Linked DNA regions of Mus musculus: all the other regions are linked to region 1. A link is a loop called in an ENCODE intact Hi-C map of the cell type or tissue named here. Cell type or tissue: gastrocnemius. All regions are shown on one strand. Each heading gives the region's core, and the rest is flanking DNA. Links, peaks and the distances in the headings are about the cores only.

Region 1 (6,188 bases), core at 749-5,748:
GTGGTCATGCTGTCTCTTCACAGCAATGGAAGTACTAAGACAACAGTCAACTCTCTGCTTCAGAGTCCATATACAGTGAGGGCATGGTTTTACATTGCTGTTTTCCAAACACGTTTATTCATATTAAATCTTATTTTAACCAAGATAAAGCTCTCCAAATCTCATTCCCAGTTTATGTATGTCTTCCTAATAAAAATGTGCACATAGGCATCTGTGTGCCTATAGCACAAAGCCATAAGCAGTCATGAGCCACTTAAAAATAGATAGGCTCTGAAAAATGCATCATTAGGTGACCTTCATACGAACATCGTACTATATTAACCCACACTGTGATAGGCTAAATGAGGAAGACAGCCAGGCTACATGGTGTAGACAACTCTTCTAGGCTGCAGACCTGTCTGATTGTTACTGCACTGAATTGTGTAGGCAACTATAACATGGCATATTTGTGTATCTGATGTATTTTAACACAGAAAACATGTGGTAAAAATATGATGCAAAGCACACCTGTGTCCAGCACTTATTGTGAATGAGTGACAGAGCTGCAAGCTGCCCTGAGGAGTCAAGGAGAAAGATGAACGAGTGTGGACACACAGCAGACTTTCGATGCTTAGTGTATGCTAAGTTCACAAAGTTTTCTTCCCATTAATAACATTAAATTATTGGAACTTTTTGTGTTAGGAGTGGTGGGGAGTAAGACAAGGTCTTGCTATATAGCCCAGGCTGGTCACACTTATACCTCCTTAGCTCTGGAAATATCCTATGATGAAGAAAAGCAGTGGACTGGCAAGAGAGCTCAGTGGGTAAAGCCACTTGCCACATAAGCTTAGTAACTTCAACGTTAAAGGTTGAAGGAGAGAACTGTCTGCATGAGGTTGTCCCCCAACTTCCACAGGTCCACTGTGGCACGCACGTGTGCTGGTGCACACAACACACATCATGCCTGTGCAAGCAGGATTTTTAAAAATAAAGAGTAGGCAATAGGTAAGGAGGAAGTTGCACACAGTGAGAGCAGGTGAGCCTGCTCCAGTTCCGAGTGTCCAGAGCAGAGAGAGTCAAGTCGAGGGATGAGGACTGAGCCCAGCAGAGCAGGACCCATAGTGCTGTCCTTAGCAATGAGCAGGCTAGCTTTCCTGAGTGGGAAGGGGAATCCTTGGAAGGTTTGGGACATTTGACATGACATCATCTGTCTCATGTGGCTATTGCATCACTGTCACTGGAGTATGGAAAACTTCACACAGCAACTGAGGCAACTGAGGAGGCTCAGGGAGCTGGTGGAGGCCGGCGGTGGTGACGCCTTCCTTATAGGCATCTGTAGAGCTGGTAGGAAGTAGATGGATTTCAGGAAGATCTTGCCAGCCAAGATGATACTGGCTGATATATCAGAGTTGTGTGTCTGTGTGTGTGTGTATGTGTGTGTGTGTGAGAGAGAGAGAGAGAGAGAGAGAGAGGGAGAGAGAGGTTGCAAATCTCAGTACCTGCACAGCTAGAAGATGAGGCTATTGGTTGGAATGAGTAAGGAGGAGGTAGCAATGGAAGGTTGCTGTTGGATTCAGTGGAGTACATCCAAATACCTAGTAGTTGGGAGGCTGAGATAGGAGGATTACAAGTTTGAACCCAGCCTGAGTCCTTGTCTCCAAATAAATAACAGGTAGCTGACAACTCAACCAGGCCTGGGAGCCATCCTCAGCACTGACATCAACTAGCCATTAAGAATATTAATAAACAAATGTAATACACATGGTTTGGTGAATCCACACCCACAGGCTGACTAAATAAATGACCACAACCTCACACTGACCTGCGATCTTATCTAAAAATAGTAGGCACGGTTCTCTGTTCCAGTGACATAGGTCGGCTATGATGGCGATGGTCTGTTGACTGTGTGAGTTAGGGAGAGATGTGGGCTGCAGGTGGAATCTCTTATGTGTGAGAAACTACTACACAAGTGTACTGGCTAGTTTGGTGTGTCAACTTGACCCAAGCTGGAGTTATCACAGAGAAAGGAGCCTCCCTTGAGGAAATTCCTCCATGAGATCCAGCTGTAAGGTATTTTCTCAGTTAGTGATCGAGGGGGGAGGGACCAGCCCATTGTGGGTGGTGCCATCCCTGGTCTGGTGGTCCTGGGTTCTGTAAGAAAGCAAGCTGAGCAAGTCAGTAAGCAACACCCTCCATGGCCTCTGCATCAGCTCCTGCCTCCAAGTTCCTAAGATACTAGTTCCTGTCCTGACTTCCTTTGGTGACGAACAGCAATGAGGAAATATAAGCTGAATAAACCCTTTCCTCCCCAATTTGCTTCTTGGTCGTGATGTTTTGTGCAGGAATAGAAACCCTGACTAAGAACAGCAGGGATCTCTATGTAGGTGAGAAGCTGTGCATTGTAGTATTTCTCTCAAAGATTGAAAAGGATAAACAGGGGGGAGGGAGAGGTAAAGAGAACACTAAGGTTCAGTTTCTGCTGTTTTTCTAGCAATCACCAAAGTCTTGAATATTTCACAGTTTAACTCCATCAATATGCTCTCTGCACAATTGCCCCCCCCCCGTTTGCCTAAAGAAACATCTTTTAATGAGAAGCATTATGATTTCCTTTTCCCAGTTTCAGATTTAAAATTACGTCATTACTGTCAAGGATTCCAAAGATGAATGAGACGTCTCTAGCCTGGAGAGGAATGTATCTAAATGAGGACATGAATGACTTTTGAATTTCATAAAGAGAATGTATATTGCACTCAGCAATTTGCATTGCAGATATAATTAGGCCAAAGACCATCCCTGTCTATTGCTGTAGAAAGGCTGGTGAAAACTTTTCAAAGGAAGTTTTTCTTTCCCTAAACAATTCACAGGGTGCTGTTGCTTCATCTTTGGTGGCAGTTTTGTGGCTAGAGGATATGCAAGGCTTGAGCTAAGCCATCCATCTCGCTGCACTTCCACCTGAAGAATGGGGACGGGGTGGACAAGTGTATCTTACTATACCCATATTTATTTAGGTAAGGGGTTTTCTTTTGTTTTTGTTTTTTAATGAAATTTTCTTTCTATCTAAATTCACAATTTCCATCCTATTAGAAATGGGTTATGTCTTCCTAATGTTTTATGCAAAACAGACATTAACATAACCACTAGGTGGCAGTGAACTGGCAGAAAAATGCAGATCTGGTGAGATGTTGTCAAAAGAATGGATGAGAGAAGTGGAGTCTTCCTGGGTGCACTATACCTGTCTCCTCCTTGGCCTTGAAGGATCATGGAAGCCATTGCTCACCTTCCAGGCCAGGGTTCTATGGGGATGCTGAAGGCCGCATGAGCAGAAAGCAGCAGGCAAGCCTCTGAGGAAGCCACCTTGTGTTATAGAATCCCACAAGCCTGACGGTTGTATTTCTAATTAGTTCCCGGATCTCGGGGAACTTTCTGTGCCAGACCTCAGTTTCCCTGCCTTCTCTGCCAAAGCATCAGAAGCTTGCCCTCCTCTATAGGGCACAGTGGCCAGGGAATGGTTCTCTGAGGAGCCTCTTGTAGGTAGAAGGGACTTAATAGTGACTTGTATAGAATTTTCCTGAGTTTTCAGGATTTTTTTCAAACTTTTTAATGATAAAGCATGAGTTATTTATTTGTGCTCAAGGATGGGCTCATAGTAAAATAAAATAAGCAAACTACGCAAAAAAAAAAATCTGATCAAGTATTTCCTCCCATTGAATAAGAATGGTCCTTGATGTTCAAAGTTTGGGGAAGATTATAATTTCGGATGTGACCCCCCCCCCATGGGTCCCAACTGTCAGTTGGTTGGTTCTCCATGGTCCTATGCTGTGCTTGTTAGTATGAACGCACAAGTGAAGAAATGCTGGGAGGAGGTAGCTGTTTGCTCCGATTTCCTTTCATGCAGTGGCTTTCACTGTCTGATTTTGCTTTCAGAGCTCACACCTGGCAAAAGAGCTTCACAAAAAAAGCAGGAGAAAAGCTAAGTGATTTCTGCACTCAAGCACGGGAGCTCTCGGTATGGAAAGAGGCTTCTGTGTGAGCGGATACCGGGAGCTCAGAATTGGAAGATGATGTTTAAAAATTTTCCTTCCTGGTGAACATTATCTTCAAAGCACGAAGGCCCCATGCATGGCCTTCGTTCCAGGAAAGATAATTACCGACGTGACACTGAAGAGCAGTGAGGGGGAGGCTGTCCTGATGATGTCATGTTCAAGTTTCTCCTCCTTGGCAGCGCGCTTCCTATCATTTCCCTGTGACTATGCAGCTTCTCCTAGACTGCCAATCCTCAGGGTCAGAAGCCACACTTTCTCCTGTTTTGTTTTGTTTTCTTCTTTCACTGTAATCTCCAGGAAGCTTATAGCTAAGTGTACAATACTCTCTTTGAAGATATTAGATAAACGTGGAGCTTTTAGCTTTATGTTGGAAAATTCTGGCATACCAGTTAAGATATTTTCAGAGTGAGACACATCTGGGAGCTACGTGGACTCTTTCAGCAAACACTTCATTACGTGTGACTCAGAGAAGGAAACCGAGCCTAAGCATTTGAAGGGGCTGGAGGCAGAGCTCATACAGTGAGTGAGGCTGAGGATAATTGGGAGGCGGGTTTCTCCTGTGCTTTTGCACATGCAGGTTAATAAACAGCCATCTATATGTAGTGGGTTAAGTTAAAAGCAATTCCAGCTGGGTTGTTTTCATCAAAAGTCATAGCATAAGGGCTCCTTGCCCTCAGTGCCATGGGAAAACATTAATAAGAAATCAGTCCTATGGGTAGGCAGCTAATGAGAGCAGATGAATTCAGTCAGTCAGTGAATGTCAGCCAATCAGATGTCAGTCAAGTGATGGAACCACAAAGAGACCAGGGGGTTCCCTTAGTGAAGTCCCAATGACTCCCCTGAGCCTGGGAATAAGCCTAGCTCCTCAGCAAGACAATCCTGGCTTTAGGCTGTCTCTTCTCCCTTTGCTCCTTTGGCTGAGAGTCACATCTAAGTCAGCTGGGCGCCTCTGCCCTTGGACTTCCTGCCTCTCCACAGTTCACGTCCCAGTAAAAGTTACTCATCCCCAGAATCCAAGAGGCAGGGCTACTACTCTCTGAAGGCATCTCCATTGTCACAGCACACCTTCTGGAAAAGCATTTTGATAATTGTATTTTGTATGTGCTCCTTCAAGAACTCTGAGGGGTTTGAGGGAAGGGAGACTTCTAAGTTGATCCTACTTCCTGGTCATGGAAAGAGTGAAGACATTTTGTCCACCTGGGAGGAGTCAAAGTCTAGCTGACTATAAGAAAGTCTATGGTGAGCAATTTAAAAAGAGAAGTAGCAGGGACTTCACTTTGTCACCTGGCCTGTCCCGACCTGGAGTCCTACCCCTGTTGGAGTCCCACAGATGGGATGGAGAACCGGCCTAAGCTTGCATGCTAGTAACTGTATATCAAGTATCTGGTGCGATGATTTCCATAGTTTGACACCCACCCCCACCCACCCCCAGCAAGTATGAAGGCCTACTGCCATTTCATCTGAGATGTCACTGTTGTTCATGGTGTCACTTAATGGGTTTCCAAGTAACTATGTGTATAAAAGTAAGTTATTTTTTCTTGTAACTGGTAAATCAATACCCTGCCCCACCCCCACCCCCCAAGGCATTATTTGATCCTATGGAAGCATGATTAAGGGAGGGTTGGTTTGCTAACCCTCAGGGATCTGGGGAGGTCTATTTTGAGGTTTTTGCTTTGTAAGCTTCAAGGAATCCTAAGGGTCATTTAGGAGGAGGTCTGCAGGCTGAGGAAGGAATCAATAAATTCCTTGTATCTTCAGAAATGCAATAGCTTCCTCTGACTCTAAGAATCCATTTGAGCCAGGGGTTCATTTGTAAGTTCTTTTGTGTTTTTTCCCATCAATTTCAAAGGAAACTGTATGAATAAATGTTTTTCAATGTCTGACTGCAAAAATATAACCCAAGCTGTCACATCTGTTATCCATGTGAGTGACTAGGTTAATTTTCCAGCATGCGTTTGGCCACAGTGGAGATTATGTATCAGCCAGGCATGTGTTACTTGGTTTAAGTCCAGCTTCATAATTTGTCACAATTTTTGGCATATTCAACTCTCCAGTTACTTGGATAGAATTTTTCTAAATGACTTTTTCTAAAGCTCAGCCAACAGACTCACGGCTAACACAAACAACAGTTCCATTGTCTTTGTTGGATGAATTCTGTTCGCCATG
Region 2 (6,188 bases), core at 382-5,381, 300 kb after region 1:
TTCAAGATTATTACTGTTTTGAGGATACCTCTGGAAATGCTTTTAAAAACTACCTCGCAAATACCATTCCAGCTCAATCATGTGGGAAGGTTAGAGGGTTAGGTTAGCAGGTGTTAACTTGAGCTGTCAAGTCGGAGAAAAAAAAAAAAAAAAAGAATAGTCTGTGTAATGATGGTGGGAAAGAGGCCATGACATTCAGTCTCTCTGAGTACTGACCAACTGCTTTGCTTTGCAGCAGTACCGCGAAGAACTGGATGCCAGGTTCAATGCTGACAAGTTCAAGTGGGACAAGATGTGTCACAGAGAAGCTGCGGTCATGTTGAAAGCATTCTTCAGAGAGCTGCCCACCTCTCTCTTCCCTGTTGAATATATACCCGCCTTCATCTCTCTGATGGAAAGTAGGTGACGAAGTTAGATATGATTAAAATATACGTAGACATACGTCAGCACAGCATAATGTGCCAGGTCGCCCCGTGAAGTGTGGTTCCTCTGTGCTGACTGCTGGTGCCTGCGGACCCTGGGGTGAAAGACCATTTATGATAGTCCTGGGTTCGCATATCTAAATTAGATTGTTGTCCGTAATTTTTTAATTTGCTAAAGAAGAAACCTTTCTATTTTAAGGAGACTATAGTGTTTTTCAGTTCTGGAAGGTCCAGTGGATGCTTTTAAATATTTTAATTTGCCTGTTGGCAGGCTCTGTCTTTTCATTCATTCTACATTACTTTCTTTTACATCGTTTGCATACTTTGAGAGCTGCTTTAAAACCTTGTCTGCTAGTTCCAGCCCCTGGGTCATCTCATGACCTGGGTCGTCTTCGAGGATGGATAAATACTCTTCTTATTTTGTATTTACAGCTAGTTTAGAGTCTATTCGGATGATGTGTTTGGCTGCAGTGTTTAAATAGGTCATACACTTCACAAGACCAAAGATGCTATCAGTCACTGATACAGTGACTCAGCATTTAATTTATGTGTCTGTGTATGTGTGTGGGTGTGTGTCTTAGTTAGGGTTTTACTGCTGTGAACAGACACCATGACCAAGGCAAGTCTTATAAAACACAACATTTAATTGGGGCTGGCTTACAGGTTCAGAGGTTCAGTCCATTATCATCAAGGTGGGAGCATGGCAGTATCCAGGCAGGCATGGTGCAGGCAGAGCTGAGAGTTCTATGTCTTCATCCAAAGGCTGCTAGTGGAAGACTGACTTCCAAGCAACTGGGGTGAGAGTCTTAAGCCCACTCCCACAGTGACACACCTACTCCAACCAGGTCATACCTATTCCAACAAGACCACACCTACAAATGGTGCCACTCCCTGGTCCAAGAACATACAAACCATCACAGTGTGTATGTGTGGGGGTGTGAGTGTGTGGTGTGGGGGTGTATTTGTGAACGTGTGTGAGCATGTATTTGTGTATGTTTTTGTGAGTGTGGGGGTGTTTGAGTGTGTGTGTGAGTGTGTGTGCTGTGAGTGTGTGAGCGTATGAATATGTGAGAGTGTGTGTTTTGTGTATTTATGAGTGTGTGAATATGTGTGTGATGTGTGTGTGTATTTGTGTCTGTGAGTATATGAGTGTGAGTATGTGAGTGTGCATGTATGTGTGAGTGTGTGTGTGTGGTGTATATGAGTGTGTGTGTGTGCTGTGAGAGTGTGTTTTGTGTATTTGTGAGTGTGAAAATATGTGTGTGAATGTGTGTGTATATTTGTATCTGTGTGTGTATGAGTATGTGAGTGAGTATGTAATAATATGTGAGTGTGTGGTGCGAATAAGTGACTATGTGAGTGTGTGTATACGTGTGTGTATGTTGGAACTACCTTCTTCATACTACATGGAACTCAGAGAGCACAGATTATTTACCACTCATGTGCAGAGTCACTGCATCTTTTCAGTCTTGGCCTCCAACTTGCTGGTTCAGTTAAAGGACTAGATGGTTCTCCAGGCAGGAGGAAGGACTTCCATACTAGTGCGCGTTAAATAAATTAGCCACAAACTGTTAGCACGAGACAGCGTATGGCCAAGTTCCATCAGTAAAAGGAAAATGGAATATTTGCCAACTCAGACTTGTAATTGAGACAGGAACATCATAATTCTCTGAAATGGACGGAGCTTCCACACCTGGACACCTAACTGCACGGCTACACAGCGACACACCTGCACACCTGCACGCCTACATTCCCTACATACCCGCACACCTCCATGCCTGCACTTGCACCTGCATCTCTTGTCTCTCGCTCAGGGCTGTTCTAGCATTGATCACATCTGATGATGGGGCTCTCGGCCTGCAGTTCATATGGCAAGAGAAGGTCTCATCTGAGTTTGGTACTGGACAGGTTCTTCCTAGGTCCTGGTATTTACACGTGTTCACGCATTAGCCTTTACCACATGAACTAGGTCTATGGCATGTTCTTTTTAAAAACTTCAACGTGGCTTCCTAAAGTCCAAGTGGGTAACGCTGAGACCGTGTGATCGGAACTGTGAATGTACCTCCCCTGTTCCCACACAGGGGTGTGCACATATGGCCAGCCCCCTCCAACTCCACACACACACACACACACACACACACACACACACACACACACTTGCCCACTGCTGTAGTAGGTTCTTTATTTGAGGTTTCCCTTACTAGGCTGCTCCGTGCTTTTACTAACAACCGATGGTCTCCAGCCAGACTGTAAGGGATCGTAAAGGTGGCCTCCAGCTTGAGAACTCCCCAGCACTCCAGAGGCCAAGCTTCTCCAGAAACTCTTCCCCAGCAGATCATTTGGAAGAGGATACAGAGAGAAAAGCCCTTTAAAGTTTCAGCATGGGTGGCTGTACATTATCCTGGGTGAATGGACTTCCCTGAGTGTGCAGCCAGCCCTCTGGCGCCACCTTGTGTCACTAGGGAGTAGCGTTCCCCACAGTCTCCCAAACTAACCGCTTCCCCCAATGTCTATGTGAGATAGGGAATAAATGCCACTGATCATATAAGCATATAATGTGCACACATGTATGATGCCAACTGTTTCTAGGCACTGGCTTGAACATTGTGTGCGTACTAGCTTGTGTAATCCTCATGCCAGCACTGTGGATACGCAGAAAGGGTGAATGCCTTAGTACTAAGAGCGGGATTCGAACCTGGCTCTAGAACATACGTCCTTAGTGGCCGCGGGCTGCTGTGTCCTTGAGCGCAATGCTTACTTGCTCTCCAATTGAGCCTCGTCCTCTATTCACAGAGTAAGGCAGGGTCCACGGACACACCCTGAAAAGGAAACTGTCCTATAAATCTATGATGATTAAAGGGTCTTTTTGGCTACCTGCCTATAAACAGGCATCCTGGGATGGAAAGGGAGGTGACAGACTGAGGCTCTTGTCCAAATGAACAAATTGACATTGTTGAGCTTGAAAGCCCGGCCCTTCCCACTAAGCTGTCAGAGCCCTCCTGCGCAACCAGATGTTCGCATGATTGCTGTCAGAACGCATCAGGGTGGTTTCAAGCGTGTGATTATTTCTGTCTTCTTGTTAGGAGGACCTGACATCAAAGTGCAGTTTCAAGCCTTGCACCTCATGGTCATGGCCCTGCCTGATGCCAACAGGGACACAGCGCAGGTAAGTGGGGCTTGTCTGGGGGAAGCAGAAGTGTGATGGCTTACAGAGCCAACTGCATGGTGCAGCCCCCCACCGCCTTGCATGCCGCCCCCCCCTCCCCTCCCCGTGATGCTGCAGAGAGGCAGACACAAAGGATGGAGACTCCAGAACTCTTTCTGAACATTAACATTTAGTTCCCTCAGTGTAACTGAGGGATGCTGAGTGACTAACCAGATGCCAGGATTAAGTGTGATGAATAGAAAGAGAAAGAAGAGAGGCTTAATCATACCAGGGTCTGGAGCAAATGAGAGCGGTTAGTATCTTATAAGAACACAGCTCTATCTGGAACTCGCTCCAGCCTGGGGGAATAATTCTAATGAGCTTTGAGGAGGGCAGCTAAGACCATTGGACTGTGTGAGATTTCTAAAATAGTCCCGTTTTAGAACATACACAGAAAATACAATTTAAATAGTTCTAAGTTTTAGGAGTTTAGATATCACTTGCTAGGGTCTAGACATTTCTTCAGAGTGAGAAAAAAAAATAAGCCCAGAGAAGCAACTTCTCTGCTCACCAGCTACAGAGCATCTGATACACTTGTACCCGTGGTTCCTCTTCCCTGCCTTCCCTAACTTCCAGACCTGTTTCTTTGTTGTATGCTTCGAAATTCGAGATTCTCTCTTGTAGTTTTGATGGCGAGTATGCTCTTAGAAAGCTGGTATAGGCAGGGCAGGTACTTGGACCCTCTGAACGGACACTGAAGTGTGATGAGCTGAAAGAGCCCCTAATTTTAAGGCCAGTCAAAAGGATGCAGGAGATGGAGATGTCATGTTGCTTTTTTCTGCATGCTTTTTTTTGGGGGGGGGGGGTTTCCAAGAGTGGAAACATTTGAGTAAGTTAAAAAACATGTGGCGCATGTCCATAGCCCGTAGCCCTAGCCCTGGGAGTCTGAGACAAGAGGATTGTTGGGAGTTCAAGGCCAGTGTGGACCTGGTTATCTAGCATGCCCCCCATGGCATAAAACAGAGCATTACCTTACACCCTCAGTGCAAGGGTGGGGCCAGCAAAACAGTCAAGCATCAGTTTTTAGTATCATTCACTATTTTTTCCAAAAGTTACAGATCTTAATTTGTTTCTGGTACCACCCCAAACAATGTTATTTTATCACAAAACCCCATCTGGTTTCAAATGTCTCCGCCAAGATGGCCACCCTTTCCCATGTGCAAGGACAGAAAAACTGACAATAATTCTGTACACTTCTAGTGTGACATCTCAGAGAAGGCCCGCGGGATGATGCACACTGATTCACACATGCGCGCACGCACACACACGCACATACACACACAGCACCGTTTTTGTCTTTCCATTCTAAAATGTCGGAGCTCGGATTAGAACTGCTGGCTATAAGGAAGGCAGGAATACCACGGTTGGACAGTGTGCTTTCTTACTTCAGATCCTTGGTGCCCCCACTTAACCGACTGATGCTGGACGGTTGCTTCGTTCCATCCATCCCCAGCCCGCTCTCCTTCCTGCCTGTACGATCGTTATAAATATCTGCCTTGTAGAGTTTACACAGATAGTGAGTGAAACAAAATAGTATCAATTACTGAGAATAATGTCTGAATCATAGACTCGCAAGTACGTGGAATCTATTAAAAAGGCATGTTAAACATGTCCTAATCAAAGAGACTATGGTAGGGCCGAGGAGCAAGGGGGATGGATCCGTCAATAAAGTGGTCCTGAGGAAATCCTGAGAGCCTGAGTTCTGATCCCCGGCGACCGAGGGAAAGCTGCTTGTGTCTGTAATCCCACCACCATGGAGGAAGAGACAGGACTGTTCAGCGCCTGGACACACGGCCGAGCTGAATCAGCAAGCCTCAGCTCCCGTGACGCACGCACCCTGTCAAAAAACAAGCCTGCTACAGCTCAGTCCCCAGGTCCCAGGCAGGAGACGACAGGCGCCCGAGAGTTGTTCTCTGCGCTCCACGTGTGTACATGGCACAGGCATGTCTATATACACACATATAGATGCATGTACACACACATGCACACGCACACACACACACACACACACAGAGGAGAATCCAGACTTGAGAAAACAAAAGAGTTCCCTCTGGGCGTTCTAGCCTCTTGGTGAAGTGCCAATGGTTTTCGTAGGGGCCCGGATCGTGGTGATTCAGTGCACTTGGGAAATCACCAAGTTTCTTAATCTTTTTCCTTTAATGCTTACAAAAGCTGCACATACACATCGCTGTCCCAGGTGAAGATTTTTATAATTAAAAAAAGCAGTCCAAAGAACCAGGCATTGTGGTGCATGCATCCAATGCCAGGAAATGCTGAGGAAACTGAGGCAGGGGGATCACAAGTTGGAGGCCAGAATGCACAATAAAACAAGCATACAAACAACTTTTAGAAAGATGGTCTGTCTAGAGTCGTGTCTGGAAGCGTCCACCTGCCTTTGCATTTGGGCTGAGGGAGGAGAGGCCCCTGATGCTTACATTATTTTTTTTTTTTCCTCAAGAAAACAGTAAATTGCTCTAGGCAGTGGGGCTTTCAGTTGAGGGCATTTTCACTTACAGAATTATTTTCCTTCCTTCACAACAGAATTGCATTTATTTTGTTTG
Region 3 (6,188 bases), core at 607-5,606, 250 kb after region 1:
AATGTATTATCACAATGCACTCTCACTGTGGAGTCTAGCCTGCACTTGAGCACACTGTCTTTGTTCTAGCCTCCTGAAGGCTTTAATTATAGGCATATGCTGCTACTCAGGCTTCTGTGAGTTGTTCAGTAGAGTTCAAAGTCTGTGGATACCACCATTGTGTAGGTTGCTGGTTGGCTGAGAGGGAAGGGCTCTGAGATCTGTCCTTATTCCTGTAGGTACACCTTATAGTCCCAGAAAAGAGTCATCTTTAATGACTCCTGGAATTCAGCGCCCTCTGCTGGTCTCCATAGGCACCTGCACACACACACACACACACACACACACACACACACACAAACACACACACACACACACACAAACACACACACACACACACACACACACACACACACACAAACACACACACACACACACACACACACACACACACACACACACACAGAGAGCAAAGATGCTGTGTGAGCAAGCAAGGGTCCTGGTAGGCCTTCCTATTACCATCCCGGTAGATATTCTGATAAGCAAAACATGGGCATTTTTTTTCTTTAAAGAGAGTGTTAGGATTTGCTAAACACATGAAACTCAAGAAGAATGAAGACTGAAGTGTGGACACTATGCCCCTCCTTAGAATTGGGAACAAAACACCCATGGAAGGAGTTACAGAGACAAAGTTTGGAGCTGAGATGAAAGGATGGACCATGTAGAGACTGCCATATCCAGGGATCCACCCCATAATCAGCATCCAAACGCTGACACCATTGCATACCCTAGCAAGATTTTATTGAAAGGACCCAGATGTAGCTATCTCTTGTGAGACTATGCCGGGGCCTAGCAAACACAGAAGTGGATGCTCACAGTCAGCTAATGGATGGATCACAGGGCTCCCAATGGAGGAGCTAGAGAAAGAACCCAAGGAGCTAAAGGGATCTGCAACCCTATAGGTGGAACAACATTATGAACTAACCAGTACCCCGGAGCTCTTGACTCTAGCTGCATATGAATCAAAAGATGGCCTAATCGGCCATCACTGGAAAGAGAGGCCCATTGGACACGCAAACTTTGTATGCCCCAGTACAGGGGAACGCCAGGGCCAAAAAGGGGGAGTGGGTGGGTAGGGGAGTGGGGGTGGGTGGGTATGGGGGACTTTTGGTATAGCATTGGAAATGTAAATGAGCTAAATACCTAATAAAAAATGGAAAAAAAAAAGAGAGTGTTAGGAAAATGAAAGCAGAAATGGCAAACCCTATGATATTTCTACATCATTCATCAAAGTCAAGCTATTAAATGGCAGCCATTTTTTAATATAATTGAAAATAGATGCAGTGAAATGTGAAATCTAACTCCTTCCATCATTAATCTCTTAAAACGCGTGTGAAGCCCAATGGATTGGTCATGCAGAGTCCATTCGGACATCATTGGTCCTAGTCAAGAATGCTCGTCGGAAGCAAAGAGTGCCAGTGACGCTTGGGAGAATGAGTGGACAGGGAGCCGTAAAGGAAGGAAGCCTCCTGGGATGGGCTACCTCTCTCTGAAAGAGAAAGGTTTCAGTGGAGATGGCAGGAAAGAAATAGCTCCGTCCTCCGGGGTATGACCTACCGATTTGGGATTTATGGTTTCCTGTCTGCTGTCAGGAGTTAGAGACTGAGCCACTGAGACTAACTGTCCCGGCATGTGACAAGATCGGGGATCCTGGTGACAAGTGCCCCCTCAGTGTGCTTGGTGTCAGCTAGCATGAAATTACTTACGCCACTGCCTTCTGAGGGAACTCGTAGTACCTTGATTTATCAAGTCCACATAGGCCACAGGTGCAGGGTGTGCTGGCCTGCGGCTCTCGTCGCCTAGCCCCAAGGGTTATTAGGAGGAGCCTAATGTGAAAGACTCACTTGGTTTGCTGTAGAAACGTGTGAGGGTCATCAGTGCTCGCTGATATTTTGGAGATGGTGGAAGGGGGACAGATTCCAAACGCCCTCGAGTGCACAGCTGTCGTTAACAGTAGAGTTCACATCTTCAGTCTTTGCAGGGAATAGCACAAATTGGTTCCTTTATGGCAGATATACAGACTTGGTTTTCACGTGTCTTGTGTTATCTATGTTTCATGTACATCTTACATGTCTGGGGTATGAGGGCTGCTACTTTGACACAGTGTTAGATTTCTTTCATAACGTCAGAGCCAAAAGCTTGTTTTCCTTTAATAAAAATCTTCTTTTTATATGCCCCAGTACAGGGGAACGCCAGGGCCAAAAAGGGGGAGTAGGTGGGTAGGGGAGTGGGGGTGGGTGGGTATGGGGGACTTTTGGTATAGCATTGGAAATGTAAATGAGCTAAATACCTAATAAAAAATGGAAAAAAATCTTCTTCATTTAAAAACAATTTCATTATTTAAAAACCTGTATTTAAAAATTGTACTTTTCGTTGGTGACCCCGTGTTGGTGACTGTTCTGTTGCTGTGATCCTGCGCTCTCATGAACGCAGCTTGGGTGAGGAAGGCTCGATTTTTGGCTCACAACTCCAGAGCAGTTCCATGCGTTGCACAGTGTGAAGGCACGGGTGTAGAGTCCGGGGTCAACTCAGTTCATCTGAACAGAGGTAGAAAGAGAGAACTGGAAGCTGGGAGAGGCTATCAAACTCAAAGCCTGCCTGCGGGGGACTCCTTCTCACGCAGGACCCCATCTTCCACAACCTTATCACACAGCGCCACCATCTGGGGAGCAGGGGTTCCAACCCCTGAGCCTACGTGGAGCACTGCTCAGTTAAACACCACGGTTTTTTAGTATACAGTTCCTGGTTTCTCCTTGATTAAGTATTTCGATGAAGGAAATAACTATCTTCACTTATGGTAAAAGTGTTACTTTATCTTGTAAGGCGCTTTTTTCCCCCAGAAACATGTTAAGGTAAGAAATGGGGTCATCTCTGATGTGCAAGATGTGGAACTGTTAATTCTTTTGTAAAATGACGGATGATTGTAAATCACAGGCGGCTCAGGAAGACAGGCCGTCCGGGAGACAGCAGAACTTGCCATTAGCAGACCACTGTGTGAAAACAGAGCTCTGCAGCCTTGAACTTGCTTCTAACCCTCCGACGGCTTCTTTTTTTCTTATCTGTAAAAAGTGCGGGCTTCTGTGAAAACTCTGCGGTTTCCTTTTCTCTCTTGAGTTCTAGGATCACGGTTTCCTCAGAAACCCTGATTGGGGAGTGCTCCAGCTTCAGGCCGGGCATGTGTTGGGGGTCAGCCATGTCTCAGTTAGCCAAAGAAAATAAATGGAACACAGATGGCTATTACCACAGGGAATAATCCAGAAATAAAGCCATCATGGAGTGAGTCCGTGTATGGAAAAAGTATGCTATGGAGGACGGTTGGTCAGGAAGGGCTGGTCTGTTCCCATCCCGAAGCCCCCCTCACTGGTGCTCGGGTTAAACGTGCTCTTATAGTTTGAAACTCTAGTTTGAAACTGAGCTGGTGTGCGTTTCCGGGAGGAGAAGACCATTCATCCCCACGCAGGGAAAGTCTGTCTAGATGGACCAGAGAGTTTAGTTACCACCTCTGTACAAGAACGTCCATGTGAAAGGCAGGCAAAGGCCCTGGTGAGCTCGCTTGTGATGAGGTCCTGTCAGCCATGGGGTTTCCGGAGCTGAACAAAGGTGGGGGCGGGTAACAGACACACAGAAAGAGAAAAACAAGGGTACATCTTTTTCACAACTCACTGAACATCGATGGTGGCGATAATGGTTGTAAATACAGACTACACCTTTATTGAAAGTGACCGCATGTCATTGGATACATCACAACACCACAGAGACAGACAGAGAGCTTGGAAATTGAGGCGAATCCTTGACTGCTGCCAGAACGACTTCAAACGTCATCAGGGCTAGCTGCACCGGGCCCCACAATACCACACAATAAAAATGTACGCCACGGTGTGCTTCAGACCCATACAGAAACTATGTAACTTATATTTGAAGTACAAACGGAAAGATGGTTTAGCAGTCAACAGTGCATACTGACAGTCTAGAGCAGTGGTTCTCGGCCTTCCTAATGCCGGAACCCTGTAATACAACTCCTCATGTTGTATGACCCCCCCCCCCACCATAAAATTATCTCATTGGCATTTCATAGCTGTCATTTTGCTACTGTTATGAATCATCATGTAAATATCTGATATGCAGCCCCTAAGAAAGGGTCATTTAATCCCCAAAGGGATCATGACCCAAAGGCTGATAACAACCTGTTTAGACGGACCAAGCTTAGTTTTGAGCACCCAAGTGAGGCTACTCTCAACCACTACCATCTCTACAGGATCAGTACAGTCTTTTGGCTTTTACTCTGCACACATGTGCTAGATGTTTTACACACACACACACACACACACACACACACACACACACACACACCTTTAAAAATTATAAGAAATAAACCTTTGCAATAAAAGGCCACCCTTTAAAAAGTAGTCTAGATTACAAAGTGCAGTGTAATTCCAAAAGCAAAAAACCACCATAGATGACCAAGACTCAGATACTACTGAAAGCGGGGGAATAAATTAAAGGCTGAGAGAATTCCTTTGTGTGCGTGTGTGTGTGTGTGTGTGTGTGTGTGTGCCTATATTCTGATTTTTAGATTCTTTCCCAACTATCTTAATTGGATAAAACACGTAGCCTTGGAGCCAATGAACTACGTCCCCGAAATGATTTTCTACACATAGCTTTAGTTTATCTTAGGGGATAATGTGGTTAGAGTTACCTGTGAGGTGGACTGAGCTTCACCCAAATTGACGTACAAATCGAGCTTAGAAATTGCATATTAGTGTGAACACAGGCAGAAATCAAAGGTTCCCACTTGATGGTTTACTTTGCCTGAATCTCATTCCTGTTCCTGGTTTAGATGAATTAACTGAACAGGGAGGGGAACCATTTGCCCTCTGTGACAATGTCCTTTGCTTTGATGGGTAGCTCATAGAAATGGCCGCCTGCCCGCCCACCTGCCTGCCTGCCTCCCTCACTCCCTCCCTTCCATCCTTCCTTCCTTCTTTCTTTTGTCTTTCTTCTTTTTAGTGTCAACTTTCTCCTTTCCTCCCTTCTTGTATTCAAAGCTGTCTAAAATCTCAAAGCACATCTAATTATTGAAGTTCAGAGAAATTAAAGCAGAAGTAATTTGTTGTTTGTACCACGCGCAGTACCGGCGGAGTTTACTATTTACTCCGTATTCCCTCGGCTTCTTTGTAGTTAGTGGCAGCCAATCCCTGCCCCCTCACACACACTTTTAGCCACAATAAGAGTGTTTTAAGAAACACATTGTAGTTGGCAGACACTCTGTGCTAAGGAGAGCCTTTGTGCTTTCTCTCAGAGGGGTGGGCGTATAGACTCACGTGATGGGACTGTTTTTGACTTTCCACGTATCACACGAGAAAATCAATATTTTTTTCTTACAAATCCCGTTTCTTTTGATGACGTTGCCCAACTGTGGGCTAAAATGAGAATCCTGACCCTGTTTGAGGTAAGCTGGGCTCTTCAAGGATGCTTATTGAAGAGAAATGTACTCCACTGAGAGCCGAGGAACGTATTTGTACATTGTATGTTGTGTAGTCTATTCTGTATTTGGACGTATGCCATTCAGCTTACCAAGAAGTTTGGGCAAACCCACTGCAGATTGCAAGTGGTGTTAAGCTGAAAGTGTATTGAATATACCTGACTTTTCTGCCCCTGTATTTGTCTATATTGCAGAATATTGCTTCTTTTCCTTATGGTCGCAGCACTGGTCCAGACTTGCACGAGGATTAGATTAGGCAAAGACCAATTCTAAAGCACTGTTTCTATTGACTGTACCCCACTGTGTTTTGTTGTTATAGTTTTTTTTGGGGGGGGGGATGTTGCTATTTTGAGACATGATCTCATGTGATCCTACAAAGCTGACGATGAAGCCTCTGTTTTCCAACCTCTGGGACTTCAGGCATATACCACCATGCCTAGCCAACTGACTGTGTCCTGTGTTTGTACCATAGTAAAATCAAAATATCATTAAATGAAACCAGCAGAAGTTGGGGGCTATTTGCATAAATGTATAGATACATGTATGATCTATCTACATGGCCTCCCAAGGAAGGCCAGAGGGCAGGTGACGTGTCTTTGAGGCTGTGCCCAGGGTCTGTCCTAGACACCAGTGTTTTCCTATAACAGCCCTGCTGGGAATGGTGTCC
Region 4 (6,188 bases), core at 423-5,422, 160 kb after region 1:
TCCTGAGGATCAATTAGAATCAAACTCAGGGTCATGAGCCACATGCCAGACAGGTGTCCCACCTCAGAGCTCAGGCCCCCAAATGGATTTCATGGTGTCTATATTACTAAACTTGTTTAGGCTGAAAATTATTCACTGAGAAAACACTTGTACAGACCAATTTTTGTCTTTAGTGGAAAGCAGGACTATTCCAGTGCGGCCACATCAGCAGTTTCACTTAAGGGATTCTGCCCCACAAAGATTCTCCGGCAGGCCGATGTCTTGATGGAAGGATCATGCAGCACAGGTGATAAGGACAGCTTAGCAAGAGAGGGACTGTCTCTAAAGTTGTACCCATAGTAAAGGAAGAAGTATGTCGTGATTCAGGAACACTTAGCCATCACCACCCCTAGGTCTGTCTACCAAGTAGTGGTTACTAGACTCCAGAGAGCAGCATACAGCTACCATCAAGGTCACAGCTTCAGAGAGAAGAAACACCCCCTCCCTGTAGCAAATCAGACCGAGGATTGGTGCACACAACCTTTCTCCCCATCTCTCTAGATTTCCTGCTGGTTTCTCTCTTGTGTTACAGATGACCCGATCCAGCCCTTAGAGACTATAAGTCACATCAGGTCGGACAATCTGAAGGGTTAATGGAAGGAGCTTGAGTAACACATTGTGCCACACAACATGTGCAGTCTGGCATCTTTTTGCAACCTGAAAACTCAAGGATGCTGACAAAAGCTGTACTTTGTAGCTCACACACAAAAAATGGAAGTACACAGAGAACTTGTTTTTGTTGCTCGATTCAGTGCTATGAAGCAATATGAGTCACTTGGAAAAATCCCTTGGCTAGCTTGAAAGCTAAGAACCACTACCCTGAAGAGTACTATCTACTTTACCAATCCACTTGTATTCCAGCCATTCATTTCATTCATTCATTCATCCATTCATTCATTCATCACCAAGCCTTCTGACCTAGGTAGGGTTACTATTACTGGAATGAAACACCATGAGCAAAAGCAACTTGGGGAGGAAAGGGTTAATTTCCCTCCCAGTTCCAGTTCACAGTTCTTCATCAAAAGCAGTGAGGGCAGGAACTCAAGCAGGGCAGGAACCTGGAGGCAGGAGCTGAGGCAGAGGCCATGGAGGGGTGCTGCTCTCTAGCTTGCTCACCACGGCTTCTTCAGCATGCCTTCTTTAGAACCTAGGGCCACCTTCCCAGTGCCAGCACCACTCACAATGGGCTACCCCCACTCCCCCAGTCCCTAGTTAAGAAAACACTCTACAGGCTTGCCTACAGCCTGATTCTTATGGAGGCATTTTCTTAATTGAGGCTCCTTCCCCGCAGATGACCTCAGCTTGTGTCAAGTTGATAAACACTATCCAGCACACCTTCCTCTCTGGAGTGTGTGCTATGTGAAACAGGAGGGGCTCTGGGATATGAGAGAGAGAGAGAGAGAGAGAGAGAGAGAGAGAGAGAGAGAGAGAGAGAGAGAGACCAGTTCTTCCAGCAGCTTCCAGTTGAGTAGAAAGCACCAACTTGCTGGAAAATGGTAATTTGATCATGAGTTAGTGGTGGGTTTTCCCCTCAGGCTTTCTACTCCTTGGTGTTTCATTCTGAGAAGTTTCCTGGTTCCATCTGGCCTTTGGGGGAGGGGGGAGGTAAAAAAAAAAAAGACCACGACCTATTAGGAGTCACTCAAGTGGATGCCAGACCAGAGCAAAGAAACACACAAGGCATGGTCTGGAGAGTCTACCTTCATCACAGAGCAGAATGAAATTATTCCTGTAACAAAGCAAGAGCCATTTCTGGAAAGTGGCCGGGGAGTAAGAGGTGGGGGAGGGGGCTTTGATTGATGATCTCTAAGCGGTTTCACAGGGAGAGAATTTTGAAAGCAGTTCCAACCAGAAACACAATCAGGAGAAAGACTATATTGCACTTTTGGGTATGTTATATACAGTGTGTGTGTGTGTGTGTGTGTGTGTGTGTGTGTGTGCATGTGTGTTTATAATCTTCTCCCTTAAAAAGCCCCCTGAAAATAGCATTCATGGAGCCCGTGGCAATAAGGAGTACTTTTCAGACAGTCTGGAAACAGTATCTGTCAGGGACCACAACTGAGTGGAGGAAAGGGATGTTAGGAATGAGGTAAGAGTCTGGCGTTGCAGTCTTGAGGGTATGGGAAGGAAGCTCAGGCTTGCACGTGCAGAGGGAATGGCTTGGGCAGAAGGGAAATCGAATTCGCTGTCACTTAGACTAGCAAACGTCAGTGCCATTCAGCTCTTCAATTTCCGATTCAGATGAGAGTGTTACATTTAAATGAGAGTGTCACATTTTTCTCCCTTTCTTCCCCAGAGCACCCATTCCAGACCTAGCCTTTCTCCCCTTGCCTAAGGCATGGTTTCTGTCTCACTTCTGACTGCCAGGCAGGAAATGTTCCTAGCCATGGGATAAGCCTCCCGTCTGAAGGGGCCGAGGAGGAGGTTGAGAAGAGGAAAGGAGAAACAAAGGAAGAAAAACACAAACTTTACTAGAGCTGCTGGCTGGAGCCGCAAGCTCCAGGCAGGTTTCCAGTTTCCTAGAAGCAGGGATCCGTGGGCGTGGCCCTCAGTGTTTGTTAATCGGCCCGGTGTACTCTGTGGGCGTGCCCTCGGTGTATTAAGCTAATCTGTCTGTTGTACTCTGTGGGCGTGGCTCTTAGTTATGCTAATCGGTGCGCCTTGTTTTGTGGGCGTGGCCCGCGTTGTATGCTAATCTGCCGCTGTACTCTGTGGGCGTGGCCCTTGGGCGGGCGGGGCCGTCCTAGTCGCAGAGCCTTGGGGCGCCGGACGCTCGGGGCCGCTGACCCGCTCCCGGAGCTAGTCCACGTTGGTCTCGGTCTTTGTTCTGGGTTAGCGCGGGGACATGCGCCGCTGAGGATGGAGGTGGAGGACTCGGGCGGCGTGGTGCTGACCGCCTACCACTCGCACGCGCGCTCGCAACCGCAGGGCGCTGAGCCACGCTGCGCGTCCCGGGCCAGCCATCCGCTCAGCAGGTACGGAGCGGCACCGCGGGCCGCGCGCGCGCGCGCCGGGCGGGGCGGGGAGGGGGCAGCGCTTAGGCAAGTTTTTATGGAGTTGATAACTGAGACTGCTCTTTGTATGATCCTGATTGGAGATGAGAAACAGCCTGGGCAAAAAGTCTGTGTGTGGCTGGCTGAGGCTAGCGGGGTACTTGTAGTCTTGACGCAACTTTATCAAGAGTTAGATAAACATACCATTTCTGTGGAAGACTCTCACCATGTACTGGAGAAATTTTAAAATATTACCAAGAACCCAAACACAAGTCGGTTGAAAAGAAAAAAAGTTCTCGCAGACACTCAGATTAACTATTTGAAGCTAAAGTTTTTCTCAAAAGGAAACCTTCACTGACATAACAATTTCACTTCTACTGTAAATACCCTCAATTGTTTAAATACAGTGATGTCATTATTTGATGAGTGCCGGTGCCGATTGTATGCAACCAACGCAATTCCTGTTTATTTCTTTGGGTGACCATGTGCATTTAGTAAGCCAGGGATCTGGAGAACATTGCTCTGGCATGCCCATCTGTTCCGCCAAAGACGGATGGTCAAAAATATTCCAAATGTGAGATGGTTTGCTGTCTGGCGTGTTTAGGGGAAGTTCCTTTGCTATTCTCTACGACTATATCAGTGGACGTTTTTACTTATTTATTTTGAAGCCTACGCTAATGCGTGTTTTGATATCATCTCCTAATGGCATCTTACATCACTGTTATTTTCAATTACTTGCTTTTCCTCACACTCTTAACTTTATGTGATTATAATTACTGCTGTTTCCCAATTTAATTGATTTGTGACTATGTCACATAATATGCTTTGGACGGTATCCATGAGATGAACCAATCGCACTGGCTTAGGAATTATACTGGTCTTCGCTAACAAAGAAATTATTGTTTCTTCCAGAGAGAGCAGGTTGAGTCAAATCTCATTTTAAAACAGACAGTGAGAGATGTACCAGTTTTCTCCGGCAGTCGGAGTCACGCACATCATTTTGACTCAGCTTGAAGATACAAACTCTTCTTTGTATTGAGTGTGTAATTCTTTTAGAAGAAAGTACCATCTTGACTAAATAGATGGGATTGGATGCAAGGCAGGGGCCAGTTTTCTACATTCTTAAGTGGCTTGGGTGTAGCTTAAACCCTAGCAGCTGTCCCTGTGGGCATCAGCCAGATAGCTGAAAGCAAATTGGAGGGAGATTTTGTTTTTTATTAGCTCAGCATGTGGTCTTGTAGAATGGTAATGTGTGAGAGTGGGAGAGCTGACTGATATCATAGTCAGTTCTTTACCATAAACCAGTTGGGTCTAAGTTTATAATGTTGCCGATTGCCTTGTACTCCAGAGGACCCTCAGTTACTCCCTCCTCTGAGGCGGGGGATGGGAGTGTGCAGCCCTCCTTCCAGCCCCCCCCAGCAGAATTATGGGAGGATAGCTTAACTCCCTGGCCCTCAGTAGAAGCACTGAAAATAGAGGTTCCCGTGTTTACTAGGAGCTAGAGGATACTACATCATCCATCATGTGCCTGATAACAGAAATTATCAGGCCCAGTTATTAACCTTTGACTTACTAGCTACTGATCAATTCTTTCCTTCAAGCCAAGAAGCAAGAAGGTATTGTTCTGCTTTGGAAGAATGCACCCCTCTCATTCAGGAACATGCGTTCTTTAAACTTGCGAATGGATTTGGAGCCTACTGGTGGCACAGTGAGCAGTCTGGCTCTGGGAAAGTGGGCTCTGACTTCCCAAAGAGATCATTCATTAGCACTTGCTAAAGCTAAACCTTCCTCCTTCCTCCTCAGGCCCCTAGTGTACCTAGTTGTTTTGAGTTTGGGGTCTTATTTTTTTCTCCACCAAAACATATCTCCCACCATTATATCCAAACACCAGAGAAGTATCTGGTATAATGTAATAACCAAATAAATATTTCTTGAGGAAATTAGTGGGTTCCTACTAAAGATTTATAAGCTTGCCGAGATAAAATGGCAGGATTTTTAAGAGCCAGATTCAGCCTGCCTGCACAGACTGTGTGTTAGTAACCCATCAAGCCCTGAGAAACACAAAGATAAATGAGATGTTCTTCCTGCCATGAAAGTGTGGGCAGACCAATAGAATTGTCAGTAAAAGGATGAAACAATAGAACCTTTGGAAGGAATGAAGTGACACAATTTCTAGTATAAGAAAGTTCAGGTATAACCGGATTTCCAATTTCCAGTTAAGAATGGGGGGCACAGCAACTGGGGTCCATACTGCTGCCTGCCAACACTATGGGAAGCTGAGGGAGAGTAAAGGCTGCTCACTGTGCTGGCCTTGGGAGCCTCTGTTTGCCACGCTCTTTCTGCTGCTTCTCCGTAGTGAAGTCCGCCGTTCGATTAAATCTCTTTAGGGCCCGTCATTTGTTTATTTAATTTTGTTAAAGTAAATAACCAGCAAACTATGCCTATCAGGCCAGGCTTGGGGAAAGATTGTCAGACCTTGACTGTCTGTCGCCTGCATTAATGACCACCCTGTTTCAAGCAGGTGACTTGAGCTGCCTGGAGCACCGACCAACTGGAAAGAGATGGTGCAAATGCGGGTGATGTCCTTGGTGTGAAGTGGGTGTTCTTGGTTCTTGGTTTCTTATGAGAGAAGGGGGGGGGCTCCACTTAATGGGATCCATTTAAATATCTGAGTTTTACAGCTCCCATGTCAGACTTTGAAAGAGTTCAGGGAATCGCTTGTTCTTACCTTTTTGGATGGATGGATGGATGGATGGATGGATTGATTAATTACAGCTACATATGGCATATCATAAGTGAAACTACCTCCAATCTCAGTAGTACCTGCACTTTAGTGAGAATTCTGGGTACCTAAAAGACCCTGCATTCAGGTTGGCGAGCAATATGTCTTCTCCAGATTTCAATAACAAAAAATTATCAATATTTAATGTAGGTAAGCAGTTTGTGGTATTTAATGTATGGGCTATCCTTTGTTTCCTTCTAAGAGGGTCAGGACACAGAGAGCAAGCAATGTGCTGGTGAATAAAACAAGTTCCTGTTTCTTGGCCTTTGTCTGGGGGTGTTCGGGGCACTTGAAATAACACTGGCTTTCCCTTTGAATCCTTCTGTGTTTCCTTCAGAATTCTTGGTTGTTTTCTGTGATCACTGCCATCAGGG
Region 5 (6,188 bases), core at 499-5,498, 150 kb after region 1:
CAATGATTCCAATGTAAACAAGAGATAGAAACTGGCCCGGTAGGGCAGGGACCCCGCAGCAGCAGGCCAGAACATCCTCCCCAGAGCCTGCAGTACTGGAAAAGAACTTTGTGCTCCTGCTCTACTTTTGTCTCTCCTCCATGGGAACCCTGCTTGAAGGCAATGATTACCTGACAGTGACAGAAGAGACGCCTAGACTGACACCTGGCTGGGACAATCAGCTTGACCAGCTCGCCCTCCTCACCAAACGTCACCTTAGTCTCTGCCAGAAGACCTTTCCAAAGGTCCCACCTAATAGCCGGATATTGCCCCGCTCCCGAACCCCTCCCTCTGCACTCTGTTTCCTTCCTTTCTCTGAAACTCCTATAATAAAACCCTCCTTTCTGAAACTTGCCCTCTGTGGTTCATGAATTTCATTCCTCAAATTCTTGAGACAAGAATCTGAAATCCACTGACTCAGTGAAAGTTTTATGTGACTGTGTGTGTGTGCGCGCGTTCGGCACCCTAACGTCTGAGCCAAGCCCACGCAAGAGTCCCAGGAAGGACTCTGCTGCCCTCAAAGAAACCCCGGTATTCCCACAGCAATTGTCTAGATTAGCACAGACAATGTAGTCTGTTTATTTTTGTCCCTAAAGACAAAACAAACAAACAAACAAAACCCACTTAATTGTAGAGAGAATAAAAGATTATTGCCTTTGCGGTCCTTGCCAGGAACATTAAACCAAGCTACTTTTTAATAACTGGCAGAGAACAAAGGAGCAGTCTGTAAAGATCTGAAACTGGGCATTTCTTCAACAAAAGACAAAGTTCTCTTTAGGAGAAAAAAAACCCAAATAAACAAAAAAACCCAAACAAACAGAAAAATGGAATAGATTTACCCCTGTCCCGTTCCCAAGATTTCTCAAGAAGAAGTTTGCCTACTAATGTTTAATAACTGACTCTCTGGGAAAAAATTGTATTTGTTACATATGTTTACTTTATATATAAAGTGCACACTACGAAATTTAAAAATGGGTTCAGAGCAATGGTTGATTATATACTTGCCATACAACCCTGAAGACTTGAGTTTGGATCACTGTACCCATGAAAAAGCCAGGTGCGGTAGGTAGTGTGGGCCTGTAGTCTAGCTCTAAGGAGGTAGAGATAGGGAGAACCTCTGAGGCTCAGTTCTAGCTGGTCAACTACTACTACCAAATCAGTGATGCCAATGTCTATACAGAGACCCCGTCTCAAATGAACAAAGTGGGCAGTTACAGAGAATGACACTTGATGTTGACCTCTGGCCTCCACATGTAAGTGACTACCTGTGATGGTGCACCTCCTGACACAGGAACTTGTACACCACACATGCACACAAAACTAAATAAAAACACACTACACCCATCTTTGTACACTCCACGTTACAGTCAGTTATCACGAGAAGTGTTTGGTTTCTGCTGAGCCTTTGGCTCTACAGATAACTTACAGCAACGGTGGACGGTGTGAGCTTCTGTCACGAATGTTGCTTCACATGTGTCTGGGAACAAGTTGCTGACAATGATGGGATAACAAAGACATACATAACTCGATATTACTCGATATAGACAATACAAGTGTGGTGTTTAGTTTTTGTTACCCTACTTTAAGCTCCTGGCAGAGCACATTACCAGCCCCACTGAGGTTCCCCAGATCCGAAGATGAAACACACACACACACACACACACACACTCACTCACACATTAGCTTATTTTTCAATACACTTTATTGGCTCAATTGCTGGCACTTCTAATACGCTGCAGCTAGTGTGCCCTCCCTAATACTCTTAGCTCAGCACCCTAAGTCTGCCCTCAACTTTAGCTGCTCAGTTACCTTTTCCTTGTTCAGCAACCCAAAACAGCCCTTCACTTAGTTGCGTTTCTCACCTCCCACCTGGGGAAGCAAGCAGCCTAGGACCACTCCATCGGAGATCTCCCATGGCTGGTCGCCTTTTTTCCCTCTGAAGCATGGCTAAATCTCCCCTTTCCTGCTTCCCTTAACCTCCTGCAGGGACCTGGAAGTCCCACCTATTTCCTCCCTCCTAGCAGTTGGCTTCTGGCATCTCTATTGATCATCAGAACCACGGGCTACACACAAGTCAGTCACTTCACTGAGTCATAAATGTGGTCTAAAGAGTATAAGAATGTTCTCTTATTTATCTGTTCTATTAACAATGTAATGGCTGCACACGCACTTTCAGGTTAACTTTAGTTCATGAACATTCCATCAATTTTTGCAGATGTAGACAGTCATCACTTCAATCAGGACCTCAATTACAGTGAGTAGCCGGCTCCTTTCTTTTATGTAAATGCCCTTATCAAGACTCATCTCAAGCTATCAGCATGATGTTCCTGAACTCAGCTGGGGGCCAAGGGGGGGGGGCATAGGAGCAGTAGCAGACTACCATATCATATTTCTCTCATATAAGTAAAGGTGCAAATATCTTTGAAGGCCTAAGAAATAACAAACTTCAAATGACTAGAAAACATGTCTTTCTTTTCTGTATTAGTTATTTTCTCTGTTGCTGTAATAAAATACCATGACCAAGGCAACTAATAAAATAGAGTGTTTAATTGATTCTGTGTTTCCAGAGGGCTAGAGTCCTTAATGGCAGAGCAAAGGCCTGGTTGCAGGAAGAGCTGAGAGCTCACATCCCCAAACATCACAGATAATATCTGCATGCTCAGTGAGAAATCACCCCCATATGCTTATAAATGAAGGGAAGGCTCTTTAACCATGCTAGCCCTGCTCTTGGCTAATGGCCAAGGACTATCTGGCCTCAAACAGAAGAATCGACTACAGAAGACTGCGTACACCCTGTGCTTATACATTCCACAAACACTGTCATCCCTAAATCTCTTTCAGGTCCCAGCCCCAGATTACACTTCAAACAATTTTAACAGAGACGGGAGACAAGAAGTCTGGCCACTTAAACAAAAAAGAGATTCACACAACAAAGATATTAAAATGTTGCCAGAATTATTTTTAAGTACAGCATTACCATCCTTTTTTTGAGTAGCTGTTCTTCAGGACCATTTTGTACACAAGGCAGCATTATGTTTTTTTCTGATAAGAGCAGAGTGGCCTTAATGGTGGACCAGGACTTGATGGTGGTTGTGGCCTGCAATAATGCTCCTCTTGAGCTGCCCCCTTTGTTATAGGAATAGGGCCTAATGGTTGATTTACATCTTAAAATCCTAAATTTCCCTTTTCTCTAACAGGCCTGATTAGCATATTATTTTGCTTTGGGACATTTTAGAGGCAGTGCTCCTTAAGATAAATTTCATTTCTGTAGATTAATGTCTCCTAATCAAATCTATTAATAAATTCATTACAACATTAGTTTAATTACTTTGAGTTTCTTCTACATCAAAACCCACAGAAGGCAAAGAACATAATGGAACTGACTTGAGGCTTTGAAACCTGTAAGCCCACCCTGAGTGACACACCTCTTCTAACAAGGCCACACCTCCTAATCTTTCCCAGATAGTTCCACAAACTTTTGACCAAGTGTGCAAGCAGGGTCCATGCTTACTCAAGCCACGATAGTTACTTTTAATTTACTTAGTCACAAATTGGTATCTTTCACTTTTTAGTAATAGCTGTGTTTAACACAGATCTTACGACATTCCTGGAAATTTAATGACTGGTTCTTAGGAACCAGTACAAACTAGCTCCTGCATATCACTGGCTGTAAATACAGGGAGTTTATTTGCTGACTTAGAGAGGAATACTTGGAAGATCCACATCCCCAGGCCTGGATATGACAGACATGAAGTCCAAACCACATTGAGATTGTCTGCTTGGAAAGATGATAGTAGAAAGCAGCTTCCCAGGAAACAATAAGTATAGCTTAGGTAGCATAATCATCAAAAAACTCTGCAAGAACTCCTTAGCTAGAATCTTGATTTTAATAACCAGTTAGAATGCCTACTGAAAGTGATATTTAACTTGAATTTTAATGGAAACATCAAAAGTCAATGTCCAGAACTTCTAACCCTGGACTCTGTAATAAGAGCTCTGAGTGACTGAGAACAGAGGAAATGAGTTGTAAAATAGCTGGACTGTGTTTTATTCAGGTACTTCATTCTCACTGAGGAATTGATGACAATGCTTTATTCCACGTGACTGAATGACCTTCCCAGCTCCAACTCCCTCTATGCTACCATGACTCCAATCTACTATGTCCTGAGATGTCTGCTGATGGCTCACAGTCTTGGAGACAAAGTGAGGCTTTTAAAAAAAGTATTTATTTTCATCATCATCATTAGTATTATTATTTAGAAATATTTCCAGTTCTCCTTTACTGACAACACAACTGAGATATTTATGTTGTTTGTTTCAGTTATCTTAGGATTGATGGATAATGGTTAGCAAGAGTGTGGTCCTCATTACTATTTTTTTAATTGTAATATGTGTGTGAGGGGAGGAGGGAGGGAGGAGAGGGAGAGGGAGAAAGAGAGGGAGAGGGGGAGGGGAGGAGAGTGAGAGGAAGAGGGGGAGGGGGGAGGTACATTGTGCATGTGTGTTCAGGTGTGCTTGCCTACAAAAGGATATGTGAAGGCCAGGGGTTGGCATTGGGTATCTTTCTAAATTGCTTTTCACCTTCCTTTTGAGATAGTCTCAAAGAACTTGGAACTCGCCATTTTGGCTGGGCAGGAGCCCTGGGGTCAACCTGTCTCTATGCTCTGTCTACCCTCAGCACTGTAATTCCAAGTATACAACAACAACCTAGATTTTTACATGGATTGTAGGGGATCTGAACTGAGCTACTCATGCTTAGGCAGCAAGCTCTTTACCCTTTGAAGTGTCTCTCCTAACTAGGTCCTTTCTTGTCCACAAATCCACAGTCATCTCTGCATCCTGGAGCTTTTGTGTCTGAGGTCTGGACTATGCAAGTAAGTAGCTTTCTCTATATTGCATTCTCTGGGTCATTGCTTAGGCTTAGAGATGATAATTGGGCCAAAGTGGAACCTCTGTTAGATCTCCACCCCAAGATTATCTTTTCTTCTTTCCCTGTACCAGGAGTCCAGACAGAGATGGCAAGTAGCCAGGTTGCAATCACAGAATCTGCTTGCTATACCTTGAGGATAAGAAGACACAACACTGAGATGCCAAGGTTTCTACTCGCAAATGTTCACAATGTGTGGGAAGACACCTGTCTTCATTACTTTGCTGTCTTTTTTTTGTTGTTGTTGCTGTGACCAAATACCCTGACAAAAGTCACCCCAGGGCTCAAAGGTTGTACTCCTTCATGCTAGTGAAGTCAAGAAGCAGGAGCTTGAGACAGATGCTTGCATTTTATCCAGGATCAGGCAGAGTGCACTGAAAACACTTTTTGAGTTGGTCAAGATTCTAACCTAGGGAATGGTGCCGCTCATAGTGGGCAGGTCTTCTCACCTCAGTTAACTCAATCAAGATATCTCCACACAGGCCCACAAGCAAGCCCAGAGACCCAGCTCCTAGGTGATTATAGACATCACCTAGTGGCTATACAACTCAAGAAATGATAACTCCTTCCACAGCAGTCATGAGCAGGCACTAGAGGCTCAGGCAGAGGTGGGGTCTCATGGGTACCCAGGACTGTTATTTTTATATTCATCACTTCTCAGGGAAAATGGTGGCCTAGAGAGGTTAACTCACCCAAAGGTATAAACCTAGGAAAAAGTTGGGGTGTTATCTCACTCAGGTCATCTGACACCAGGGTCCAGGAACTTACATACCTCTTAGTCATTCAGGATAATCTCTCCAACATCAAGAACTAAATAAGAAGTAAAGGATACCACATTGTGTTTGATGATGTACTAGGTATACGACACTAGTTACAGCATTTGTAATTATGATGTCTTCTCCCATTTTCTCATTCTAACTGGGTGGGGATAAGTGAGTTTGGATTTATACCCTGCTTTGAAAGTCTGGATGCAAGATGATGATCGTTAAAAATTGTGACAGTGTGCTTCCTAAAAACTTGACAGTTTTTTGCCCTTATATAAATGGGATGAACCTCAGGTTGGATTTGATGAAACTATCACTTGTGGGAAGCAACGGTCACTTGAGATCTGGCAATTTAAAAAAAAAAAAAAAATTCTCCAAAGTGACTGAGAAGATGCTTAAGATGATGAGCTATCCGAGAGGGAATTATGAGGGCTTTCACAGCAACACTTCAGAGAGCC

The links. Peaks named below come from ENCODE experiments on the same cell type or tissue, not always from the same donor. Only the 100,000 strongest peaks of a DNase experiment are listed, where the experiment ranks them.
Region 2: it touches region 1 in a loop (6-fold over the local background); 23 of 42 quality-filtered maps call a loop at or near these places.
Region 3: a loop joins it to region 1, with 12 times the contacts of the local background. A loop is called at or near these places in 23 of 42 quality-filtered maps.
Region 4: a loop joins it to region 1, with 2.0 times the contacts of the local background. A loop is called at or near these places in 10 of 42 quality-filtered maps.
Region 5: it touches region 1 in a loop (2.2-fold over the local background); 10 of 42 quality-filtered maps call a loop at or near these places.

Annotation. Positions count from the first base shown.
Region 1 is chr17:68,163,609-68,169,796 of GRCm38, reverse strand. No RefSeq gene overlaps it. Among named protein-coding and RNA genes, the nearest start is that of Gm36312, 21 kb to the left of the region's middle. In gastrocnemius, for the core only: a CTCF peak has its summit at 3,111 (motif pointing right); DNase peaks (open chromatin) are centred at 3,249 and 4,115; H3K4me3 peaks cover 703 bases; H3K27ac peaks cover 1,223 bases.
Region 2 is chr17:67,858,673-67,864,860 of GRCm38, reverse strand. It overlaps Arhgap28 (Rho GTPase activating protein 28), which reads left to right. Exons shown (of 18, transcript NM_172964.4): 11 at 236-398; 12 at 3,506-3,588. Among named protein-coding and RNA genes, the nearest start is that of Arhgap28, 140 kb to the left of the region's middle. In gastrocnemius, for the core only: a CTCF peak has its summit at 2,873 (motif pointing left); DNase peaks (open chromatin) are centred at 2,867 and 3,433.
Region 3 is chr17:67,909,292-67,915,479 of GRCm38, reverse strand. The region is part of intron 1 of Arhgap28 (Rho GTPase activating protein 28); the gene reads left to right. Among named protein-coding and RNA genes, the nearest start is that of Arhgap28, 92 kb to the left of the region's middle. In gastrocnemius, for the core only: a CTCF peak has its summit at 2,710 (motif pointing left); a DNase peak (open chromatin) is centred at 2,687; H3K4me3 peaks cover 912 bases; H3K27ac peaks cover 386 bases.
Region 4 is chr17:68,000,721-68,006,908 of GRCm38, reverse strand. It overlaps Arhgap28 (Rho GTPase activating protein 28), which reads left to right and starts at 2,801. Exons shown (of 18, transcript NM_172964.4): 1 at 2,801-3,014. The coding sequence starts at 2,899. In gastrocnemius, for the core only: no CTCF peak of the experiment used is centred there; a DNase peak (open chromatin) is centred at 2,743; H3K4me3 peaks cover 2,136 bases; H3K27ac peaks cover 1,333 bases.
Region 5 is chr17:68,013,886-68,020,073 of GRCm38, reverse strand. No RefSeq gene overlaps it. Among named protein-coding and RNA genes, the nearest start is that of Arhgap28, 13 kb to the right of the region's middle. In gastrocnemius, for the core only: no CTCF peak of the experiment used is centred there; a DNase peak (open chromatin) is centred at 2,769.